Linked DNA regions of Homo sapiens: region 2 is linked to region 1. A link is an interaction called in ENCODE POLR2A ChIA-PET data of the cell type or tissue named here. Cell type or tissue: OCI-LY7. All regions are shown on one strand. Each heading gives the region's core, and the rest is flanking DNA. Links, peaks and the distances in the headings are about the cores only. Region 1 overlaps LOC105376034 (a long non-coding RNA gene). Region 2 has its middle 27 kb from the start of PAX5.

Evidence for each region. Peaks named below come from ENCODE experiments on the same cell type or tissue, not always from the same donor. Only the 100,000 strongest peaks of a DNase experiment are listed, where the experiment ranks them.
Region 2: POLR2A ChIA-PET joins it to region 1 with 6 read pairs; 16 of 35 experiments call an interaction of 5 or more read pairs at or near these places.

Annotation. Positions count from the first base shown.
Region 1 is chr9:37,107,125-37,119,889 of GRCh38, reverse strand. LOC105376034 (a long non-coding RNA gene) reads left to right here. Exons shown (of 3, transcript NR_188580.1): 1 at 1-94; 2 at 6,635-7,320; 3 at 7,696-7,904. Among named protein-coding and RNA genes, the nearest start is that of ZCCHC7, 7.1 kb to the left of the region's middle. In OCI-LY7, for the core only: no CTCF peak of the experiment used is centred there; no DNase peak of the experiment used is centred there; H3K27ac peaks cover 428 bases.
Region 2 is chr9:37,054,872-37,067,636 of GRCh38, reverse strand. No RefSeq gene overlaps it. Among named protein-coding and RNA genes, the nearest start is that of PAX5, 27 kb to the right of the region's middle. RefSeq lists a silencer at 5,009-5,209. In OCI-LY7, for the core only: no CTCF peak of the experiment used is centred there; no DNase peak of the experiment used is centred there; H3K27ac peaks cover 72 bases.

The sequences.
Region 1 (12,765 bases), core at 1,044-9,043:
TAATGCTGATCCTTTGGAAGTCTCTGAAGGTTGCAAGATTGTGCTGGGAGCCTCTGGCTTCATTTGCCCTTCTCACACCTTATTTTAATACAAGGTAAACCCATCTGTAGAACTTTAGAAATAACTGTCGACCTAAAGGAAAAACTGAGGCAAAGTTAATATAAGTGGAGAATTTATTTGGGCCAAGTTTGATGAGGGCAACCTGGGATCATCAATTCAAGTTGCCCTTAATATGTGATCCGATAAGCAGCAGTTTCAACTGAGTTCTTTGTCTTGTGAAGCTCCAGGCTTAAAGGTATCGATCCTCCCACCTCTGTCTCCCAAAGCACTGGGATCACAGGCATGAGCCATTACACTTCTTGTAGCAGCTACGAGTGAATTTTTTTCTTTCTTTATGGTTTTTTTTTTTTTTTTTTTTTTTTTTTTCCTGAGACGGAGTTTCGCAGTTGTTGCCCAGGCTGGAGTGCAATGGCGCGGTCTCGGCTCACTGCAACCTCCGCCTCCCAGATTCAAGCCATCCTCCTGCCTCAGCCTCCGAAGTAGCTGGGATTACAGGCGCCTGCCACCACGCCCAGCTAATTTTTGTATTTTTAGTAGAGTCGGGGTTTCACCATGTTGGCCAGGCTGGTCTCGAACTCCTGGCCTCGACCTGCCAAAGTGCTGGGATTAGAGGCGTGAGCCACCGCGCCCGGCCACGAGTGAATTTTTAAAGGAAAAAAGAAGAGGCTTTTGCTAAACTACATACCAAGAATTGACACTAAAATAACATAAGCTATCCATTGGCTACACATTGTTCTTTCTATCACAAATTTTAGGAACACGAAGATAAAGGGTGATGCAGGTACTGGGAAGAAAAGAACAAAATGCCTTTAAACAATTGCCACACACCCCTACCCCCCACCCCCACCCCCACCACCACCTACATGGGATGGTGCTAACTGAAGTACCATACTCAAGTCCCTCTGGGCCTGATAAAGTTTGAATGCCTGCCTGGCTAATGGGGTAGCTCTCACCTGTTTGGGAGCCCGAAGTGGGAGGATAGCTTAAGGCCGAGAATTCGAAACCAGCCGGGGTAATATAGCAAGACGCTGTCTCTACAAAAAAATTTAAAAATTTAAAAATTAACTGGGCGACTGGGCGCAGTGGCTCACGCCTGTAATCCCAGCACTTTGGGAGGCCGAGGCGGGCGGATCACCTGAGGTCAGGAGTTGGAGACCAGCCTGACCAACATGGCGAAACCCCGTCTCTAGTAAAAATACAAAATTAGCCGGGCGTGATGGCGCATGCCTGTAATCCTAGCCACTCCTGAGGTTAAGGCAGGAGAATCGCTTTAACCCGGCAGGCGGAGGTTGCAGTGAGCCGAGATTGCGCCATTGCACTCCACCCTGGGCAGCAAGAGAGAAACTCCGTGTCAAAAAAATAATAATAATAACAGGGCGTGGTGGCCCACACCTGGAGTCCCAGCTGTTCCTGGCTGAGGTTTGAACTGCGGAGGTCTAGGCTGCAGTGAGCCGAGATCGCACCATTGCACTCCAGAATGAGACCGTCTGAACAAAAATGTTTAAAGCTCAAGCAAGGTGCCTCATGGCTGTAATCCCAGCACTTTGGGAGGTTGAGGCAGGTGGATCGCTTGAGCTCAGGAGTTGGAGACCAGCCTGGGCAACATAAGAAGACCCCATCTATATTTAAAATAAGATCCTTTTCTTAATTAAAAAATTATATAAAAATAAATTTAAAAAAACAAATCTTTTTATAAAAATAAAAATAAATAAGAAATTTTAAATAGTAAAAATTAGCCAGGCGTGGTGGCACACAACTGTATTCCTAGCTACTAAGGAGGCCAAGGTGAGAAGATTGCTTGAGCCTGAGAGTTCAAGGTCATAGTGAGCTGTGATCACACCACTGCACTCCAGCCTGGATGAGAGACCCCATATCTTTAATTTTTAAAAAAATTATTTTTGCATACCTTTAACGTAACTTAGACTGCTCTGAACTATTTTTCTCCTCTCATAATGACACACTGCCAATTCATTGGCCTATTTCAATTCTCCTCAAGACAAGTGTGAGTTTGATTGTTTTCACCAACGTTTATTGAACATCTATCTGTTAAAAGACGGTGTTAGAAAGTGCAGAAAAGCTGTAAATTTTTAAGTCACTGATCTCATAGAGATAGGCATCTAGCTAGGAAAACAGTTATAGTCTAGGAGTTTGGCCAGAAAAGAATTAGAACATTTAATTAACATTATGGGGTAAGTGCTGGGAAGGAGAAGGACAAGGTACTATGAAAAGGTAAAATTGGAGAACCACTTTCCAGAAAAGAAAACAGGCATAGAAGCACATCACAGATGACTAGATTGTTTGTTTTGGTAATATGTATTGTGTAAAACAAATGTCACCTTTTTAAAAATTTAAAAATATATTGCCAGGATTACTCCTGTCCATCTATTATAATATTTTAAATTTCGACAACACTTTGTGGATTTTTTTTTTTTTTTTGAGAAAGGGTCTTGCTCTGTCACCCAGGCTGGAGTGCAGTGGTGTAATCACAGCTCACTGAAACCTATCTCCCAAATGATGCTCCCGCATTAACCTCCCAAGTAGCTGGGACTAAAGGCACACACCACCATGCTGAGTTAATTATTTTTTTAATTTTTAAAACTTTTTTGTAGAGATAGGGTCTCCCCGTATTGCCCAGGCTGGTCTCCAGCTTCTGGGCTCCAGGCCTCAAGTGATCCCCCCACCTCAGCCTCCCAAAGTCCTAGGATTACAGGCATGAGACACTCAGCCCCACCAATACTTTCAAGTTGATGTTTTAAGTTCCAATTTCACACACACAAAAAAAGAAAAGAGGCGTAGAAAGGCTAAGTAAAACTTATAGAAGGCCACAAGTATAGGAAATAATAGTTATGTGCTTCATAATGACATTCCACTCAAAACCAGACTGCATATATGATGATTATTTTATCATATTTTTACTGTACCTCTTCCATGTTTAGATGCACAAATACTTATTGTGTTATAGTCACCTACAGTATTCAGTACAGTAACATGTAGCAGTTTGTAATCTGGGAGCAATAGGCTACATCATGTGGCCTAGGTGTTTACTTGACTATACCATCTAGGTTTGTGTAAATATGCTCGATGAAGTTTGCACAATGAAAAAATCACCTAACAATGCACTTCTCAAAACTTATCCCCATCATTAAATGACACGACTGTACTCCTAATTACCATGTCCCATCTTCCCACTGTCACACATGCATTCAACAAAGATTTACTGCTTTCCCATGCTCAGAATGCTTCAGCCTACCCCTTTAGTTTATGTCTTCAAACCTAGAGTCCTTTGGATGGCATAAAAGGCACTTCATGAGCTGACATCTGCCTACTGTTGACGCTGAATCCTGGGCAGTTGCCAGAACACACCATGCCCTCCCACACCTGTGCCTTTGCAGAGAACACTCCACTGCCTGTAAAGCCCTTCTCCCTGTCCTTCTAACATATACCCACTCACCCTACTCTGCTGAAGTTTTGGGTCTTCAGGGAAACTTTCCACCTTAGCCTCTCTCCACATACACAGCATTTCTCTTTCTAATTGAAGCTGTCTCTACTCCCCATTTCTCCTTTTTATTTTATTTTATTTTTTTTTTGACGCAGGGTCTCACTCTGTCACTCAGGCTGGAGTGCAGTGGTGTAAACACAGCTCACTGGAGCCTCAACCTCCTGGGCTCAAGAGATCCTCCCACCTGAGCCTCCCAAGAAGCTGGGACTACAGGCGTGCATCACCACACTGCACCTGGCTAATTTAAAACTATATACATTTTGTAGAGATGGGATCTCGCCATGTTGACCAGGCTGGTCTTGAACTGTCTCAAGCAGTCCTCCCGCCTCAGTGTGAACCACAGTGCTCAGCCCCTACTTCTTGAAATCATGGGTGACAGCATGCACAAATATCCTGAAGTCTTTCTTACAGAGTATCTTCTAAAGAGACCAACGTTTATTTTATTTATTTATTTATTTATTTATTTATTTATTTATTTGAGATGGAGTCTCACTCTATCACCCAGGCTGGAGAGCAGTGGCGCGATCTCGGCTCACTGCAAACTCCTCCGCCTCCCGGGTTCACGCCATTCTCCTGCCTCAGCCTCCTGAGTAGCTAGGACTACAGGCACCCGCCACAACGCCCAGCTTATTTTTTTGTATTTTTAGTAGAGACAGGGTTTCACTGTGTTAGCCAGGATGGTCTCGATCTCCTGACCTCGTGATCCACCCGCCTCTGCCTCCCAAAGTGCTGGCATTACGGGCGTGAGCCACCACGCCCTGCCTAGACCAACATTTATTTGAGAAGGGAAGCACCTGTTCTTCCCACGAAAGTGGCAGTAGGACATCAACAGTGCACAGCTGAATTGGGATGAGGGGCCAAGACAAAGCAGAAATCTGCTGCAGAGAGCAGGAAAGATAAAGGATATTCTGCAGCAGGATCTGGGCAAGTGGCACTCATCCATATCCTTTGCATTGCAAAGAGAGGAGCTACTTCCTTCCTTTTTATTTTCCAGTTTATTGGTGGCTCTTAGAACCTCTGAGAACTAACTGATTTTGACCTCTTAACAGTTGCCTTTCAACTACCATTCATCCACTGCAAGCCTACTGTGTAACAGGCCCTTTTTAGCCATTTCAGATATTATTGTCTCTTGCCCAGCTTCAAGTGACTCTCTTAGGGAGGGATTAGCCTCACCTCACTAGTATGGAAATGGAGACTTGGAGTAATCAAGTGACTTGCTCTGAATTACACAGCTGGGAAGTGGTGAAGCTGGAATTCAACTCAAGTTATGTCTAGATCTAAAACTCATGCTCTTTTCTATGCTCAAAGCTGCATTTCAAAATTGAACTTTAGCATGGAGTCTATGATGACTGGCTCATGTCTCTCCACCCAGCACCTAGCCCAAGGCCAAGCACAGAGAAGGCTCACAGTGGACACTTTTGGAATGAGTAGATTTTGTATGGAATGGTTGGTAAATGAAGGCCTGGGCATGGTGTGAACAGTGTTATGGGACAGCAGAGGAGGGGGTGGTGGCTGATTAGGGGACATGGGGAAGCCTCTGCAGAGGAACAGAATTGAGTGAGGCCTGGAGAAATAAGTAGTCAGACAAAGACGGACAATTCAGCATTCTCACAGCAAAGACCACTAACAGGCAATTCACAGAACAAGAAACCCAAAGGCCGTGAATAGGTGCTCTGCATCACTAACAGTCAGAAAAATGCAAATTATCTCATGCACAGTAGATGAGAATACAAACTGGAAAAGTGTGTTAGGAGAGCTATTTAATAGCATCTATCGCTATTATGAGGTATGTTCTTAAATGTATGTACAAACATTGTGATAGAAAAAAATGGAAACAAATATTCATTAGTAGGGAACGATCTAAACAAGGACATACTTATACTATTAAAAAAAATGCCACTTTTGGCCTGGCACAGTGGCTCACACCTGTAATCCTAGCACTTTGGTAGGCTAAGGAAGGCAGACTTCTTGAGCCCAGAAGTTCCAGACCAGCCTGGGTAACATGGCGAAACCCTGTCTCAACAAAAATACAAAAATTAGCTGGGAATGGTGATATGCATCAGTAGTCCCAGCTACTCGGGAGGCTGAGGTGGGAGGATCACTTGAGCCCAGTAGGTGGAGACCAGCCTGGCCAACATGGCAAAACCCCCGTCTACTAAAAATACAGAAATTAGCCGTGCACGGTGGCACACGCCTGTAGACGCAGCTTCAACAAAAAGATATAGAAAGATTCACAAAGACATACAGTTCAGTGAAAAAAGGTACATTGCAGAGCAGTAGGTGTATTGTGAAATCTTTTTTTTATTTTTTTATTTTTTGTGACAGAGTCTCACTCTGTTGCCCAGGCTGGAGTGAAATGGCATGATCTCAGCTCACTGCAACCTCCACCTCCCCGGCTCAAGTGATTCTCCTGCCTCAGCTTCCCAAGTAGCAGGTACTACAGGCACCTGCAACCACGCCCAGTTAATTTTTGTATTTTTAGTAAAGACAGGGTTTCACCATGTTGGCCAGGCTGGTCTTGAACTCCTGGCCTCAAGTGATCCACCCACCCCAGCCACCCAAAGTGCTGGGATTACAGGCAGGAGCCACCGAACCCAGCCCATTTTTATGTTTTTAAAGGGTACCTGTGTGTCTGTATGTAGATATGTGTGTACATAGATACATAGACAAAATACTGCATGGATGCCAATTGTTAACAGTGGTTATTTACATCTTAGGAGGGGAGTGGGAGTAAGAGATTGAAGGACTTTCATCTAAACAAAAAAATGTGAGACATTATTCATTGAGAAAAACAGCATGTAACTTCTGTGGTATTCCCATCAAAAGTACATAACTTGAATATAAACATGAGAAAACTATCAAACACATATTGAGGGACATTCTACAAAATACTGGACTTATCTCTCCAAAACTGTCAGTGGCAGGAAATGCAAAGAAAGACCGAGGAGCTGTACCACATTAAAGGAACAATTGGCAACATCCAGATCTAGGTTAGAGGACAGCACTGCATTAACGTTATTTCCTCGATTTTTATATTTACATTATGTAGGAGAACGTCTTGGTTTTATTTTTCAGGTCGAGCACACTGAACTACCTGGAGTAAAGGGGCATCATGTCTGAAACTGATGCTTAAGTGGCTCAGAAAAAAAATTCTGGGAGCTAGAGGGAGAGAGAGACAGAGGAGTGTGGTAAAAAGTTATCATTTGGGGGGTCTGCGTAAAAGGTATATGAGGATTCTTTGTACGGATTTTGCAACTTTTCTCCCAGTCTGAAATTATGTCAAAATATAAAATTAAAAGGCAAAATTAAAAGAATGAGTGAGAGTTTACTAGGTAGAGAAGCAGAAGGATCTTCTGGTAAAGGAACAGGATAAGCAAAAGCATCACAAGTGTGCGAGTCTTCTGTGTTGACAAACAAGCCCTGACTCTGAATATCCAGGACTAGCATGGTGTGGGGAGACGGGGATTAGAGGGATAACGAGCAGCATAACCCACAAATGGACACATTTCCCTGCTACCTAAGATTAGAAGTAAAGACTTTAGGCCTACATTATACCCAGCCTCAAGAGTTGCAAGACATAACATGAGTTCTCATGGCGGCTCAGTCTTTGCATTGGCAGTGTCTCTTCATCCAGTGACTGTGTGGAACAATGGAAACCCGAGAATCATGGCTGAAAGGGACATCTAGTCCAACTCTCTCATTTTGCAGAAGGGACAACTAAGATGCAAAATGAAGAAGAGATTTGCAAGGTCCCAGCAAAGGTTAGTGTTAAAACTGGCCTCTAGTTCCCAGTCCATCATTCTTTCTGTTGCACCAAAGTCTAAATAATAAGGGAGAAGAAATAGAAGGCTAGCAAGGGAAATGACTGAATGTTAAAGTTTGGACGTTTTTTATTTGCCAAAATTACAAACTTAGTGTCTATACAATTTTAAAAGTAAACGATATAGATACCAATGTTATTGTAGAAACTGTCGTCACTGAAGCCAATAGCTTCCAACTGGTAAGTGATATTCAATTCAGGCTCCTAGGTCTGAAGCAGCAATCAAGGTGATTCTCAGGAATTCTCAATGACATTGGTACCCATCTGGATTTGTTGAAAAGTTTAACATCCTTTTGTATTATTCATGATTTTGCAGTTCTTCAAATTGCAAGATGATGGAGAGAGCACACAATTTTCAACCAGGCTATGAAATCGTTCTTGAAAATGTGGACATTCATAGAGATGGCTTTTAATTTTTCTTGGAGACTGCCTTTCCTTATGAAATAATGAAATTTAAAAATATGTATTATAAATTAAACTATATACTTACTATTCTCATTATAATAAAATCCTAGGGATAAGGAACTAGTATTGCAAGGGCACCATTCCCGTTTTTTATTATTATTCCTAGCTGGAATTTTATTCCTCAAGGCTTAGCTCTAAGTGACTATATAATGAATACTGACTGGCAAAACTATTGGGATTCTAATTTAAGAATCATCAGATTCTGCACAAGAAATCTTGAAGCATGTCATCAGTAACATGTGGAGAAGCTGTCTAAAAAGGCATGCCTTTCTTTTAAATGTCCATGAGCCCTGGATCCACAGATTATGAGACATGAAGGATCACGCATGCTCAAACAGGGCTTATTTAGGTGTCATCTATAGAGGGGCTGCTCTCTTCAGCTGCCCGTCCCGGACCCGGGAATTATGTCTACAGTTTTCAGTTTCCACATGTCTTTGCGGCAATGCTACCATGAATTATTTTACTTGGGACTTTAGATTAACCACAAAAGAAACTAATTGAAAATAACTAAGATCATTCTGTCATGTGAGCCACAGTTTACTACAGTCAACTTAAGCACAATTATATATGATAAACTATAGACGTGATGCTTTGTGTTTCAACCATTATTATCCATTGTTTCTTACTCAACTGGTGAAACCATTAGCAATATGGGGCTTTAAAAGGACTGTCTCTGTGATATCCTCTTCCTCTGCCTCCCTTCGGGATCTGATATTCTTCTGTGGTTGACTGACGAGTCTGCATATGGGTGTTGTATTTCTTTTATCAGACCTATTAATTGCAGAAGGTTCTGTCTCCCTATCCCCAATACCTCAAACTTCCTGTTTCCTGTACAGTCTTCAAAAACTCTATCTGCATGGCTCTAGCAATCCCTGTTCTTACTTGCTATGGACAGATCTGTTAAAATCCTGGAACTGCCATACAGTTTCTTCAGAATGTTTGATGTCTCCCTCCAGAGAATGGCTTTTTTCTCATTGTGCTATGCTGTTGCTCTCAGAACTTACCCCCTGGAACTTTCTCTTTTCTGTGCCTATGCTCAGCTGTGGGGGAATAATAAGAGAGGTTTTATTCCTATTTATTATCATGTATGATAGGAATAATAAGAAGGAATAATGAGAATAATGATAGGAATAATGAGAATCGCTTGAATCTGGGAGGCAGAGGTTGCAGTGAGCCAAGATCACGCCACTGTACTCCAGCCTGGGTGACAGAGTGAGACTCTGTCTCCAAAAAAAAAAAAAAGAAAAGAAATCATACATATGTAACCTTCTATGTCTGGCTACTTTCACATAACACAAAAATTTTTGAGGTTCATCCATTGTGGCACATATCAGTACTTCATTCTTTGTTTTTTTTTTTTTTTTGAAACAGTATCTGTTGCTGAGGCTGGAGTGTAGTGATCAAATCATGGCTCACTGCAGCCTCGAACTCCCAGATTCAATCAATCCTCCCACCTTAGCCTCCCAGGTACCTGGAATTATAGACATGCCACCATGTCCAGCTAATTTTTGTACTTTTTGTAGAGATAGGGTTTTGCCATGCTTCCCAAGCTAGTCTCAAACTCTTGGGCTCAAGCAATCTGCCTAACTCAGCCTCCCAAACTGGTGGGATTACAGGCATGACCTACCTCAGTCAGCCATTTCATTCTTTTTAATGGCTGAATAATATTCCATTATATGTATATACCACAATTTGTTTATCCATACATCTACTGACAGGCATTTGGATTGTTTCCACCTTTGGGTTGTTATGAGTAACGCTACTACAAACATTCACAGACAAGTTTCTATGTGAACAAATGTTTTCGTTTCTATTCATATACCTAGAATTATTGGGTCATTATGGTAATCCAATGTTTTACTTTTTGAGGAACCACCAAGCTGTTTTCCACAGTGGCTACATGATTTTACATTCCAAACTGTAATGTACCAGGATTCCTATTTCTTCACATACTTACCAACACTTGTTATTTTCAATTTTTTAAGTTATAGTAATCCTAGTGGGTGTGAAATGGCATTTCATTGTGATTTTGACTTAAATTTCTTTAATGACCAATAAAGTTGAACATTTTAATGTGAATGTAGGCTATTTGTACATTTTCTCTGGAGAACTATCTATTCAAATCCACTATCAATTTTTAAATTGAATTGTTTGTATTTTTGTTGTGGAGTCACAAATTTTTTTTTTTTTTTTTTTTTGAGACAGGGTCTCGCTCTGTCACCTAAGCTGGAGTGCAGTAGTGTGATCTCGGCTCCCCGCAACCTCTGCCTCTGGGGCTCCATCAATCCTCCTACCTCAGCCTCCTGAGTAGCTGAGACTTCAGTTGTGAACCAACACATTCAGCTAATTTTTGTATTTTTTGTAAAGACAGAGTTTTGCCATGTTGCCCAGGCTGATCTCCAACTCCTGGGCTCAAGGGATGAGCCTGCCTCAGCCTCCCAAAGTGCTGGGATTACAGAAGCAAGCCACTGCACCTGGCTGAGCATTTTTTATATATTCTGAATACTAAACCCTTATGAGATATGATTTATAAGTATTTTCTCCCATTCTGTAGGTTACCTTTTCACTTTATTGATAATATCCTTTGATTTGGAAAGGTTTTAATTTTTGTGAAATCTAATTGATGTATTCTTTTGTTGCTTGTGCTTTAGTGTTAGTTCTAAGAATCCATTGCCAAATCCAAGCTCATAAAGATTTACCCCTGCTTTCTTCTAATAGTTTTATACTTTTGGCTCTTATATTTAGGTAATTGATCCATTTCAGTTAATCTTTGTATATGGAGTGAGGTAGGGGTCCAACTTCATTCTTTTGCATGTAGTTTCCCAGTTCCAGCACCATCTTCTGAAGACACTTTTTTTTCCCTATTGAATGTTCTTGGCACCCTTGTTGATAAATCAATTCGCCATAGGTGTTTGGGTTTATTTCTGGACTCTCAACTCTATTCTGTTGATATATATGTCTATCCTTATGCCAGCACCACACTGTTTTGATTATTGTAGCTTTGTAGTACTTTATTTCTCTTTTTCAATATTGTTTTGGCTGTTTAGGGCCTCATGCAATTCTGTGTGAATTTGAGGATCAACCTTTCCATTTACACAAAAATGGCCATTAAAATTGTTATAGGGATTGCATTGAATCTGTAGATCATTTTGGGAGTACTGCCATCTTAACAATATTAAGTTTTCTGATACATAACCATGGAATTTCATTATATTAAATTAGGTCTTTTTAAATTTTATTCAGCAGTTTTATACTTTTCAGTGTGCAAGTCCTTCACCTCCTTGGTTAAATTTACACAAAAATGGCCATTAAAATTTTTATAGGGATTGCGTTGAATCTGTAAGTCATTTTGGGAGTACTGCCATCTTAACAATATTAAGTTTTCTGATACATAACCATGGAATTTCATGTTAAGTTAGGTCTTTTTAAATTTTATTCAGCAGTTTTATACTTTTCAGTGTACATGTCCTTCACCTTTCTTGATGAATGGTCTGATCAAATGCATTCCTGAGAGATGCAAAACTTGCATAAACCATAAAATTCTATATCCCAATCAGAATAAAATTCCTAAGAATTGTATTTGATTCTTCTGGATGCTATTATGAATGGAATTTTTTTTTAGGATTGTTCCTTGGTGATGTACAGAAACACAACTGGTTTTTGTGTGTTGATCTTGTACCCTAGAAATTTGCTAAATCAATTTACTAGATCTAATAGATTTTTTGTGTATTCCTTGGGATTTTCTATATGTAGAGTCCTGTGTTCTGCAACTGTAAATATTTATTTCTTCCTTTCCAATTTGGATGACTTGTGATTCCAAATGATGACAGTGTTTTACTTTTTCTTTCCAAGATGCTCTGGCTAGGACTCCCAGTACCATGTTGAGTAGCAGTGATGAAAGCAGGCATCCTTATATTGTTTCTGATCTTAGGGGGAAAGCTTTCAGTCTATCACCATTAAGTTTGAAAAGCTTCCTTATCTTTTGGTCTTTGGTTGGGGTTGGACAATAGGCAGCATGAGCTAAATTTAGGAGGACAGGAGGGGAATGAAGTCACACCGTTGGTGTGCTGGCTCCCTCTCTGCTGCGTCTCCATGAGTTGATTGCGTTCCTCTACAAAAGACCACAGCTCCTGTCAGGTGACCTTCTTCATACAGCCACTCCCTTCCTTCCTGGCCCTTTTAGGTGTAACTAAAAGGTGAATGCTCCCTGCAATGGCTAGCCCTAGGGTGCCATACCTTGTTGTCTTCCCTGAGTTCTGCCCACCCCTCTGTAAACTGTCCCTTCATGAAACTACTCAATTCTTCATTCAGAATGTACACCTGTTTCCTGCAGAGACTCTAATTCAAAGACTTAACAGTGAGTAAATGGGCACATCTCTCTGGACTGAAGTCAGCCTGCAGTGGTCCAGCAACACTCCAAAGTGAGTGAGGTTTTAACAACCACCTTACAGTCTTTTCTGGCTTTTGAACATATATAAGTCTGTGACTGGGTATGCGGTAGGAGGAGTTTGGTGAGAACAAGGAAGAGAACTTGCTGCTTTTCATGTCAGCTACGTGTACCTTAGAGATGCAACTTGCATAAACTGTAAAATTCTGTATCCCAATCAGAATTGCTGAATCAAAGATTTGGAACTGCAACTTCTTCAAATGGGAAGACAAATATTTCCTCCACCTTTGCTTCTGATTCTGCTCATCATCCATTGTTAGTATCCCAGATTAGAATCTGATTGGGACATGCTGGCTGCTTGAACTTTGGGGCTTATTGCTACCAAATATTCGAGCCCAGCCCAACTTTTGTTTCATAACTGCCTCTACCCCAAGGCCTGATGGAACCCACCTCTTTTGGCCCAAGGAAACTCACATGCTGGCAACATTTGTGTACTGTATTCATTTCCTAGGGCTGCCCACAACAAATTACCAA
Region 2 (12,765 bases), core at 3,233-11,232, 54 kb after region 1:
GTTGAAAATCAGGTGACCATAGGTGTTTGGGTTCATTTCTGGACTCTCAACTTTATTCTGTTGGTCTATATGTCCATCCTTATGATGGTATCACACTGCTTTGATTACTGTAGTTTTGTAGTAAACCCTGTCTCTACTAAAATGCAAAAAATTAGCCAGGAGCAGCAATGTGCACCTGTAGTTCCAGCTACTCAGGAGGCTGAGGCAGGAGAATTGCTTGAACCCGGGAGGCAGAGGTTGCAGTGAGCTAAGATCACGCCACTGCACTCCAGCCTGGGTGACAGAGCAAGACTCCATCTCTTAAAAAAAGAAAGAAAGAAAGAAATCAGAAAGTGGGAGTTCTCCAACTTTGTTTCTCTTTTTCAACATTGTTTTGGCTATTTGGGGCCCCACGCAATTTCCTATAAATTTCAGGATCAATCTTTCCGTTTTTGCAAAAATGGCCATTGGAGTTTTGATAGGGATTCCATTGAATCCGTAGATCATTTTAGGAGTATTGCCATAAGTTTTCTGATATATAACAATGGAATTTCATTACATTAAATTAGGTCTTTTTAAATTTTATTCAGAAGTTTTATAACTTTCAGTGTACAAGTCTTTCTTCCTTGGTTAAATTTATTCCTAAGAATTGTATTTTATTCTTCTGGAATTTTTTTTTTTAGGATCGTTTTTTGATAATGTATATAAACACCACTGGTTTTTGTGAGCTCATCTTGTACCCTGCAACTTTGCTAAATTCACTTACTAGGTCTCATAGATCTTTTGTGTATTCCTTGGGATTTTCTATATGTAGAATCCTGTCTTCTACAACTATAAATATTTCTTCCTTTCCAGTTTGGATGACTATTGTGATTTCAAATGATGAAAGTGTTTTACTTTTTCTTCCCAAACTGCTAGGATTCCCAGTACCATATTGAGTAGCAGTGATGAAAGCAGGCATCCTTATATTGTTTCTGCTGTTAGGTGGAAAGCTTTCAGTCTATCACCAGTAAGTATGAAGAGCTTCCTTGTCTTTCAGTCTTTGGTTGGGGTTGGACAATAGGCAGCATGAGCTAAATTTAGGAGGACAGGAGGGGAATGAAGTCACACCGTTAGTGTGCTGGCTCCCTCTCTGCTGCGTCTGCATGAGTTGATTGTGTTCCTCTACAAAAGACCACAGTTCCTGTCAGGTCCCCTTCTTCATACAGCCACTCCCTCCCTTCCTTGCCCTTTTAGGTGTAACTAACAGGTGAATGCTCCCTGCAATGGCTAGCCCTAGGGTACCATACCTTGTTGTCTTCCCTAGCACTGCCCACCCCTCTGTAAACGGTCCCTTCATGAAACCTTCCTCAGTTCCTCATTTAGAATGTACACCTGTTTCCTGCAGAGACTCTAATTCAAAGACTTAACACTGAGTAAATGGACACATCTTTCTGGACTGCCATCAGCCTGCAGTGGTCCAGCAACACTCCAAAGTGAGTGAGGTTTTAACAACCACCTTATAATCTTTTCTGGCTTTGGATCATATAGAAGTCTGTGACTGGCTATGGGGTAGGAGGAGTTTAGTGGGAACAAGGAAGAGAACTTGCTGCTTTTTATGTCAGCTATGTGTACCTGAGAGATGCAACTTGCATAAACCGTAAAACTTCGTATCCCAATCAGAGTTGCTGAATCGAAGATTTGGAACTGCAACTTCTTCAAATGGGAAGACAAATATTTCCTCCACCTTTGCTTCTGATTCTGCTCATCATCCATTGTTAGTATCCCAGATTAGAATCTGATTAGGACACGCTGGCTGCTTGAACTTTGGGGCTTATTGCTACCAAATATTCGAGCCCAGTCCAACTTTTGTTTCCTAACTGCCTCTACCCCAAGGCCTGATGAAACCCACTTCTTTTGGCCCAAGGAAACTCACATGCTGGCAACATTTATGTACTGTATTCATTTCCTAGGGCTTCCCATAACAAATTATGAAAAAAATGGGGTGACTTTTTTTAACTTGTTTTAACAGCAAGAATTTCTTTTCTCACAGTTTTGGAGGCTAGAAGTCTGAGATCAAGACATTGGCAGGTCCATGCTCTCTGATGGCTTTAAGGAAGAGCCCTCCCTGCCTCTTCCTGGCTTCTGTAGGTTCTTGGCAATCCTTGGTTTGTAGATGCATCACTCCAACCTCTGCCTCTGTCATCACATGGCTACATCTTCTCCCTGCATGTCTCCTTCTTCCTCCTATAAGGCCATTAGTCATACTGAATTAAGAACCCATCATATCTTAACTGATATCTCCAATGACGCTGGTTTCCAAATAAGGTCACTTTTTTTTTTTTTTTTTTTTTTGGAGACAGAGTCTCGCTCTGTCACCCAGGCTGGAGTGCAGTGGTGCAATCTCAGCTCACTGTAACTTCCACCTCCTGGGTTCAAGCGATTCATGTGCCTCAGCCTCCAGAGCAGCTAAAGATAATTTTTTGTGTTTTTAGTAGAGACAGTTTCACCATGTTGCCCAGTCTGGTCTCCAACTCCTGAGCTCAGGCAATCTGCCTACCTGGGCCTCCCAACGTGCCAGAATTACAGGTATGAGCCACCACGCCCAGCCAAATAAGGTCACATTCTGAGATATTAGGGTTTAGGACTTCACCATATCATTTGGGGTGACACAATTCAACCCATAGCAGTATATATTTATCATTTGCAAGGACTTACTTCTCCCTCTCTGACTCATTCCAGTATTAGAAGAGAAAATTGTACTTATAAAGGAAACTTTACAACATTTTATTGAAGCAAAGCAACAGGTGAGCAGAAAAATCAAGAGCCCTCAACTAAAAGTCAAAGGACAGGATTATTGTGCCAGGTATGACATAATTTTCCTGTGTGAACTTTCAAGCCACTTTCTCTCTGTGCCCTTCAGTTTCCTCATCCGTAAAATGAGGAAACAGACTTCATAATTGCCAAGGCAGGTCCCGTTAAGCTCCCCAATTCTAAGATTCTTCGACGTATGCATCCATCGCTAATAGATCTTCTGCAAAGGATACTGTGGGCTTGTTTAAACTGTTTCCTCAGATTGCTTATGCTCAAGGTCTCTCTCGGTCCATTTCCAATTACTCTCCTGTTATCTGTGCGATAGTTTGGCTTATTTGAAAACATCTAGAGAATTCAGTAACCTTGATTCCAAGTGTGAAATATAAAGGCTGCATTTAAAGCTCCATAATTGGACCCAGACATTTCTCCTAATGCTATTAAATCTTCTCATCTAACCTTGATTCAAGGAATATTGTGCAGTTTCCTCTTATGGAGACTCAGAAGCATGCACTGAGGTCAGAGGGGAAAGGAGGAGAATGGGAAGATTTAGGGTCATGACGTATAATTTTACTTATCATTCCATCTGTGAAATTGGCTTACATACTTCCTCCCTGACTTATTTGTACCACTGACTCCTCCAGGGCAGGTGCTCCGTCTTATTCATCTCTGAGTGCACACAAGGACATGCATTTGCCCCCAAAATAGCACATGGCCCAGCCAGTATTGGAGGGAAAAGGGAGGGAGGAAGGCAGAGAGGCCATTCATAAGAGAAGTCCCATCACTGCTCTATTTTCACCCCCACCCTCCTCCTCTGATCCCCTAGACTCAGGTCCTCAGATCCAGGGACTGATTCTCCTTTTTTTTTTTTTTTTTTTTTTCCTTTTTTCTTTTGAGAAAGAGTGATTCTCCTTTTTAAAAAATTGTGGTAAAATAGGCTGGGCATGGTGGCTCATGACTGTAATCCCAGCACTTTGGGAGGTCGAGGCGGGCAGATCACTTGAGGTCACGAGTTTGAGACCAGCCTGACCAACATGTCTAAACCCCATCTCTACTGAAAATATAAAAATTAGCCAGGTGTGGTGGTGCGTGCCTGTAGTCCCAGCTACTTGGGAGGCTGAGGCAGGAGAATTGCTCGAACCTGGGAGGTGGAGGTTGCAATGAGCCGAGATCATGCCACTGCACTCCAGCCTGGGTGACAGAGGGAGACTCCATCTCAAAAAAAAAAAAAAAAAAATTATCCTGGTGTTGGGGCATGTTCCTATAGTCTCAGCTACTTGCGGGGCTGAGGTGGGAGAATTGATTGAGCCTGGAAGGTTGAGGCTGCAGTGTGCTATGATCGCCCTACAGCACTCCAGCCTGGGTGACAGAGTCAGAGACCCTGTCTCAAAAAAAAAAAAAATTATACCAATTTAATAATTTTTAACAGTATAGTTGAGTGGCATTAAATACATTGACATCGTTATACAACCATCACTACCATCCATCTGCAGAGCTTTTTCGTCTTCCCAAACTGAAACTCTGTACCCAGAAAGCAATAATTCCCCATTCCCCTCTTTCCTTGGTCCCTGGCAACCACCATTCTACTTTCCAGCTCTAAGAATTTGACAGTTCTGGGTATGTTATATAAGTGGAATCACACAATATTTGTCCTTTTTATTTTTTTTGAGACAGGGTCTGGCTCTGCCACCCAGGCTGGAGTACAGTGGCATGATCTCAGCTCACTGCAACCTCCACCTCCCAGGCTCAAGTGATCCTCCCACTTCACACTCCCAAGTAGTTGGGAATACAGGCACGTGCCATCAGCATTACAGGCGTGCACTACTGGGCCCGACCGTATTTGTCCTTTTGTGTCTGACTTATTTCATTTAGCATAATGTCTTCAAGGTTTATCCAGGGCTAGGTGAGGTGGCTCATGCCTGTAATCCCAACACTTTGGGGGGCTAACGCAGGAGGATCACTTGGGGCAGAGTTTGAGTCCAGCCTGGGCAATGTCCGAGACTTCGTCTCTACAAAAACTATACAAATTAGCCAGACATGGTGATGTGTGCCTGTTGTCCCAGCTACTTGGGAGGCTGAGGTGGGAGGATCACTTGCGCCTAGGAAGTCGAGGCTGCATTGAGCTGTGTTTATACCACTTGCATTTTAGCCTGGAATGCAAGTGGTACCAACTTGCAAGGTCCTGTCTGAAAAAATAAAAAAGGTTCATCCAGGTTGCAGTATGTGTCAGAATTAGAAACTGATTCTTCCTGAGAGCTACAGAACCTTCAAATTCCCTTCCAATGCTAAGTTCCTCTTTCTCAGCAGGAAGATATGCCTTCTTTGATTAAGCAAGAGTGAGAACAGGACTGATCCAGCCTCCCGGTCTTCACCACACCGTCTTTGTATCCAGGCCCTTGAGACCTCAACTTTAGAGCTTCCTTGGCCCTCATTCGTTTGGTCATTTAACAGATACTTACTTGAGCTCCTGCTCTGTAGGTATCTTCTCCAGTCCTATATGGAGTGTTTATAATCCGACAGAAAAAAAAAGATATATAAATAAATGCAGCCAGACACGGTGGCTCATGCCTGTAATCCCAACACTTTGGGAGGCCAAGGCAGGAGGATTGCTTGAGGCCAGGAGTTCAAGACCAGCCTGGGCAACAAGGCAAGACCTCATCTCTACTAACAAAAAAAGAAAAAGAAATGTGAAGTAAGGTACTCACAGCTTCTAAGAGAGAAGTATTATGGAGCTCATGGCAACACAAGAGTAGGAGTTCATATGTAACTAAGAGAATGAGAAAAGTTTGTACAAGTGATTCTCTGAATCTTGACGTAAGAGTGAGTGTTCTCTGTGCAGAAACCAGGATCAGGCTGAAGCTCACCAGCCATCAGGCTCTGCCAGAGCCATGGCATAGAGGCATGACTCAGCTTTGTGTGTTTGTGAAACTGCAAGTGAGCTGGCCTGACTGGAGCACAGCATGTTGGAGAATGGAGGAAGAGAGGAAAACACCGTGAAAGAATAGACTTACTGGGAAGCTATAGAGGAAGGTTTGGGTCTGGTCAAAAAGTCCAGGTATGGTAGGTAAGGAATTGGATTTTATCCTCAGGACAATCAAGACCCATGGAAGGTTTTAAGAAGAGTAATGTGGTCAATTACATGTTTTTTACACCCTTTCTAATGGCTAGCGTAGGGAAGGTGAGACTGGAGGTGAAGCCAGTTAGGAGACTATTGCCTGAGACCAGGCGAGGGGTAACACAGTTACGGTGGGATAGAGGCAGCATTGTGCCTGAGCTAACTCAGACTGGCTCATGACAACTGATTGTCAAATCTTAAGGAATTTTGCAAGCTGGTTGTTAAGCCCAGTCATTCTTATAAATTAAATTATATAAACTTACAATTCAATAAATTATATTTTTCAGCCTGGGTGCAGTGGCTCATGCCTGTAATCCCAGCAGTTTGGGAGGCTGAGGCAAGTGGATCATTTGAGGTCAGGAGTTTGAGACCAGCCTGGCCAACATGGTGAAACCCCATCTCTACTAAAAATACAAAAATTAGCTGGGCGGTAGTGGCGCCTGCCTGTAATCTCAGCTACTCGGGAGGCTGAGGCAGGAGAATCACTTGTACCCGGGAGGCAGAGGTGGTGGTGAGCCGAGATCACACCACTGCACTCCAGTCTGGGCGACAGAGTGAGACCCTGTCACAAAAAAAAAAAAAAAAAGTTATATTTTTCAAATGGTAATAAATATTCAAAATTCACTTCCTAATTCTAGTTTTTTTGTTTTGTTTTGTTTTTGGAACACAGTCTTGCTCTGTTGCCAAGGCTACAGTGCAGTGGCACAATCATAGCTCTCTGTAAACTCAAACTCCTGGGCTCAAGTGAACCTCTCGGCTCAGCTTCCTGAGAAAGTGGAACTATAGATGTTCGCCACCATGCCTGCTACTTTACTATTTAACATTTTATAGAGATGGGTCTTCCTATGTTGCCCACACTGGTCTCAAATGCCTGGGCTCAAGCGATCCTCCTGCCTCAGCCTCCCAAAGTGCTAGGATCACAGGCATGAGCCAGCATGCCCAGCCCTAATTATTGTACTATTGTCTTAGCTCTAAAGGTAAGTTACCTCTATTTTATCTGTATGGTGGAGATGCTATATAATGATGTGCTGCTGCGCCTCTCTTCCCAACAAAGTGTTCAACACCATCGAGGTGGTAACTTGAAATCAACCACTGTGGGAATATTTATATACTAAGAAAATCAGCAGTTGCTTTACACCTGGACATTCTCCCCCTGAGAGCCAGTTATTAGCACGCCACTGCATGGGGTCTCTGTGGCCTGGAGACACATGCTCCAAGAAAGGGAAAGTAGTAGAATCTTTTGGCCATATCTGGGCTGGCAGAGTCAACGTGCTAGTTTGTAAGAACTCCCCTACTTTAGTAGCCTCTCTCTGTAGGGTTCTGTGCTGTTCTAAAGTCTATCACAGACCTTGCAGTAGGAAGGGAGTTTTTGTTGTTGTTGTTGTTGTTGTTGTTGTTTTTGAGACAGAATCTAGCTCTGTCACCAGACTGGAGTGCAGTGGTACAATCTCGGCTCACTGCAACCTCCGGTTCATGCCATTCTCCTGCCTCAGCCTCCCGAGTAGCTGGGACTACAGGCACCCGCCACCACGCCCGGCTAATTTTTTTGTATTTTTAGTAGAGATGGGGTTTCACCACATTAGCCAGGATGGTTTCGATCTCCTGACCTCGTGATCCGCCTGCCTTGGCCTCCCAAAGTGCTGGGATTACAGGCGTGAGCCTCTGTGCCGGGCCGGAAGGGAGTATTCTTTTAATTCCCAAGGACTTTGCTGGTTCTGTAGTGCCTGAAGTGCAGGGCCAAGGATGTTATTTGTCTTTTTTTTCTTTATTATTTATTTTAGTATTATTATTTAAAAGAGACAGTCTCACTATGTTGCCCAGGCTGGTCTTGAACTCCTGGGCTCAAGCAATCCTCCTGCCTTGGCCTCCCAAAGTGCTGGGATTACAAGTGTGAGCCACTGCGCCTGGCCCAAGGATGTTATTTGTTGGCCAGTAATTTGCAGTTGAGGGAGAATGGAACAGCAAAACTCCCGTCTTCATCCTACCTCTCTGAGGTTTTGACTGAATACGTCTGGACATCCTTGGAAAGATTTAACAGCAGTCACAGAGATATGTTAAGATCATATTTTCGAGGCCAGGCACGGTGGCTCATGCCTATAATCCTAGCACTTTGGGAGGCCAAGATGGGCAGATTGCTTGAGCCCAGGAGTTCAAGACCAGCCTAGCAGAATGTTGAAACCCTGTCTCTACAAAAAACACAAACATTAGCTGGGCATGGGGGTGTGCATGCCTGGAGTCCCAGCTACTTGGGAGGCTGGGGTGGGAGGATTGCCTGAGTCCAGGGAGGATGAGGCTGCAGTGGGCCGTGATTGTGTCACCTACACTCCAGCCTTGGCAGCAGAGTGACACACTGTGTCTCAAAAAAACAAAGGATCATATTTTCGTATTATAAATAATACCATCACTTTAGATTGGAGAAGGTTGGGGTGTTGAGGGTGGGAGCAGAGGCAAGGAGACCGGTTGAGCAACTGTGGTAGTCATCCTGGAGAGAGGTGACGAGAACTAAATCAGGGGAATGACATGGGGTATAGATCTGAGAGATGGAGCAGAGAAAGAATCAACAGTACATAGTGACTTGTTGGGGGTGGGGGAGGAGGGGAGAATCACTGGGTGGCTGGTGAAACCATTTATTGAGACAGAGAAACCAGAGAAATGGTAGATGTTTAAGGGGACCACTCTTGAACTCACTGACTTTGAAGTGCTGGGACATCCAGGTGCTAAAGCCTGGTGGGCAATTGGAGAGAGAAGAAAGGCACAGGAAGAGAGAGCTCTGCATCTACATGTGTTGTGTATTGGGGAGTCTTCAGTCAAGAGATGATCATTGCAATCTCGGGCAGGAATGAACTTACTGAGGGGCAATGTGTAGAGTGAGAAGAGAATCAAGGACAGCACCCTGGAGTTGAACCTCAAGGTTTAAGAGGCAGACCAGGGAGCTGAAGGATTGAGGGGGAAGGATTGGATACCATGGTAAGAGAAATAGGAGAAAACTGAGAGGGACTGGTGACTTTGGGAAGAGAGTTTGGGAGACAGAATTGATTGTGGTGTCTGATAACACTGGGAAAGAAAGGGAAATGAAAACTAGAGAGGCCACTGGATGTGTGGGGAGCTAGGGGGGCCCCGGAGCCCATCTTCAGAGCAGTCTGAGTGAAGTGGGGAGCAGAAATCAGAGTGCTCTGGATTGAGGAGGGTGTGGGAGATACGATTATGGAGGAACACACAGAAGGTCTTCTTATGAAGCCCATACTAGAGAGGGACCCAAGTCAAGGGAGGTTTGTAGATTTTTTACTGGATTTTTTACTGGATTTTTTAAGGTAAGAGAGACCTGAGCATGCTTATGGCTGTGGAAAAGTAGAGAAGAGGCTGAAGAGACCAGGAATTATCAATCAAGTGACCCATCGAGGTAGAAAAACCCTGGATTGGCAGATTACTCAAGCTTTTCATGTACACATGAATCATCTGGGGATCTTGTTAAAATTCAGATTCTCATTCAGTAGGTCTAGGGCGAGGCCTGAGAGTTTCCATTCTAAGAAGCTTCCAGGTGATGCTGATGCTTCTTGTCGATGAACCGCACTTTGGGAAGCAAGGCACTGGAGCTCTGAATTGCATTTGTGTGTCCATTTGTCCATCTCCGTCCCTAGACCCTGAAGCAGGATCCTTCCAGATAATCCCTACTGTCGAACACAGCACATGTCATATAAAAGTTTGTTCAATGCGGGCCAAGGGTGGTAGTTCACGCCTGTAACCCCAGCACTTTGGGATGCCAAGGTGGGAGGATTTCCTGAGCTCAGGAGTTCAAGACCAGCCTGGGCAACATGGCAAAACCCTGTCTCTACCAAAAATACAAAAATAATAATAATAATAATAATAATTACCAGGCATGGTGGCACATGTGTGTAGTACCAGCTACTCAGGAGGCTAAGGTGGGAAGATCGCTTCAGCCTGGGAGGCCGAGGTTGCAGTGAGCTGAGATCTTACCACCTATACTCCAGCCTAAGTGACAAAGTGAGACAAAACCCTCTCAAAAAAAAAAAGAGTTTGTTGAATGCATTAAAAGCATGTTGAATATGAAAGACATTTAATAGGTACTACCTATAACTATAAAAAGTGGGGAGGTACCCTAAAGTACAATAACATGAGAATGGGTAAGTAAATTATAGTACAAGTGAGTATACTTCAGAATAGTCTTAAATAATTAAGGTGGTCATTATGAAGTCCATATAATAATGTGGGGAAATTCCTATGATACAGTTTTAGAAGGCATGTGAATTTTTGCTTATCATAGCCACTGTGGGATATTATGCATTTGGACAAAAACTAGAACAGAACAGAAAATAATCAGCAAGTTTGATTACTTGGAGCAATAGGATGATGGAAACATTTTTCACTTGGATTTCTGTGGATGTTACAAAAATTCAGGCAAAAAAAAAAGCAACACCTATGAAAGAAAAGAAATTAAACGTGCATGTTCTAATTGTGGAAAATCAAAACAGAGATAAGTAAACCCCACATATGGTGGCTTAGATTTGGGATTGTATGTACTGTTTAAAAATATATAGGCAGGGCATGATGGCTCACACCTGTAATCTCCTCCCTTTGGGAGGTCGAAGTGGGTGTATCACGTGAGGTCAGGAGTTTGAGACCAGCCTGGCCAACATGGTGAAACCCCGTCTCTACTAAAATACAAAAATTAGCTGGGTTTGGTGGCACGTGCCTGTAATTCCAGCTACTCAGAGGCTGAGGCATGAGAATCACTTGAACCCAGGAGTTGGAGGTTGCAGTGGGCTGAGATCGAACCACTGCACTCTAGCCTGGGTGACAGAGGGAGACTCTGTCTCAAAAAAAAAAAAAACATATATATCTATCTATATATGTATATATACACACACATGTTAACTTTTCTTTACACAATTACTCATCATGATTTTGACAGCATCTCTCTTCCTTTGTCCCTTCTTTCCTTCCTTTCTTTCCTTTTCTTATGCTTTCCCTCTCCCCTCCACTTTTTAAGACATCTCTCCCTTAAGGAATTCCCATTCCCATTCCCATTCCATTCCCTTAAGGAATCCCAGTGATAGCTCATCAAAGAAGCACATGAATAGCTGACATTATGTAATGCTTTGACATTTGGCATTCCCAAGGCATTACCCCACCCCTGATGCAGAATAAGTTGTCAGAGCATGAAATTGGTATTTTTACATATTCTTAATGTACAGATGTCAGTCTGAAAACCATTCGCTAGTATTATGATTACATTCTTTGTCTCATTTTCTTTGTATGCCAAGATTTGTTTTTGTGATTTCTTTTCTTTTGGGAGTTTCAAAGAGGGAAGACAAAACTTTAATAATTCAGTTTACTGATGCCGCCAAAAGGAAAAAGCAAACTTTTAAGTCTCTGACCACTTTTGGCAATGATACTCCTGGCACAGAAGTAAAGATGTAACAAGAAGGAACAGATGCAAACTGGAAATACAATCAGTGGCCCACTCAGCTTGTTCCAAATCAAATATGCCTGCAGTTTACAAGTTTGTTACTCTGTGTTAATCACATAAATGAATAGCCTAGGCTTATGGGAGGAACCCTGTGCCTAAAAAATAATAACATTGTGGAAAATACACAAGATAAGAACCAGAAGGGATTTAGAAACACCCTGGTCCATTCTCCATGTATTCAGTGATGCAGGGGTGAGGGGGAAAATATATTCTAGGTGTGGTCAAGGAAGGTCTCCCTGAGGAGACGACATTAAGTGGAGACTTGAAGGAGAAGGAGCTGGGCATGCAGAAAGCCAGAGGGTAGAACATTCTAGGCAGAAGGAATAACAAGAACTAAGGGTCTGAGAAAATAATAATTCCTAACATTTATTTAACACTTAATATGTGCCTGGCGCTATTCTAAACACATTACATATATTACCTCACATATTCTTTTTTTTTTTCAGAGACTGGGTCTCACTCCGTCACCCAGACTGGAGTGCAGTGGCATGATCATACATAGCTCACTGCAGTCTCAAACTCCTGGGTTCAAGCGATCCTTTCGTCTTGGCTTCTCAAAGCACTGGGATTACAGGTGTGAGCCACGGAGCCCAGCCTACCTCATGTGTTCTTCACAGCAGCTCTATGAGGCAGAGAATATCATTGTCTCCATTCTATAGGTGGGGAAATGAAGCACACCACAGTTAGGTAACCTCCCCAAGGCTGAACAGCTAGTAAGTGCGAGAGCTGGGATTCTAACCCAGCAGTACAATTCCAGAGTCCATATGCTTAACCATTTTGCCATGCTGACAAAGTTGGGGCTGAACCCCTAGTCTCCTGACTTCTACTTCAATGCCTATCCCAGTTATATACATGTATATAGGTACTTATACACACTCCCAACTTTCCCTCTCAGGAGTCTATATAAACAAGGGACATCTGAAGGTGCCTTCTCTAATCAAGTTGCTAGAATTGAGATGCCCATGGGGAATCTGTGTTGGCACTCCACCCTGAGGGGCGCAGTCACCCTGAAGACATAGGCTTCATGTCTCATGTGGAAATTTCCTAGGTGTATCCCCCAGTGCAGGCAGCCCTGGGAAAACTGGTTGAAGATGGTGGCAAGGACAGAATCGATGGCTCATTGACAGTCTGTTTGGGGCCTGAGATGAAAGCTTAGGGCTATGGTAGATTCAGCTCAGTGATATGTGGTCAGAGTCGAGGCCATCCAAAGGAGAGAGGTCATGGACCATGGTTGTCATGAAAAACTTCTAGAACTGGCCAGAGCTCCACAAGGAAGGACTTGAGCTAAATTGGCAAGTTGTTAAGAGCTCCAGGTTGTTTGAGACCCATACTGCTTCCTACCTGCGTTTCACTTCATTCATTCATTTGTGCATTTAATTATTATTTTATCTGG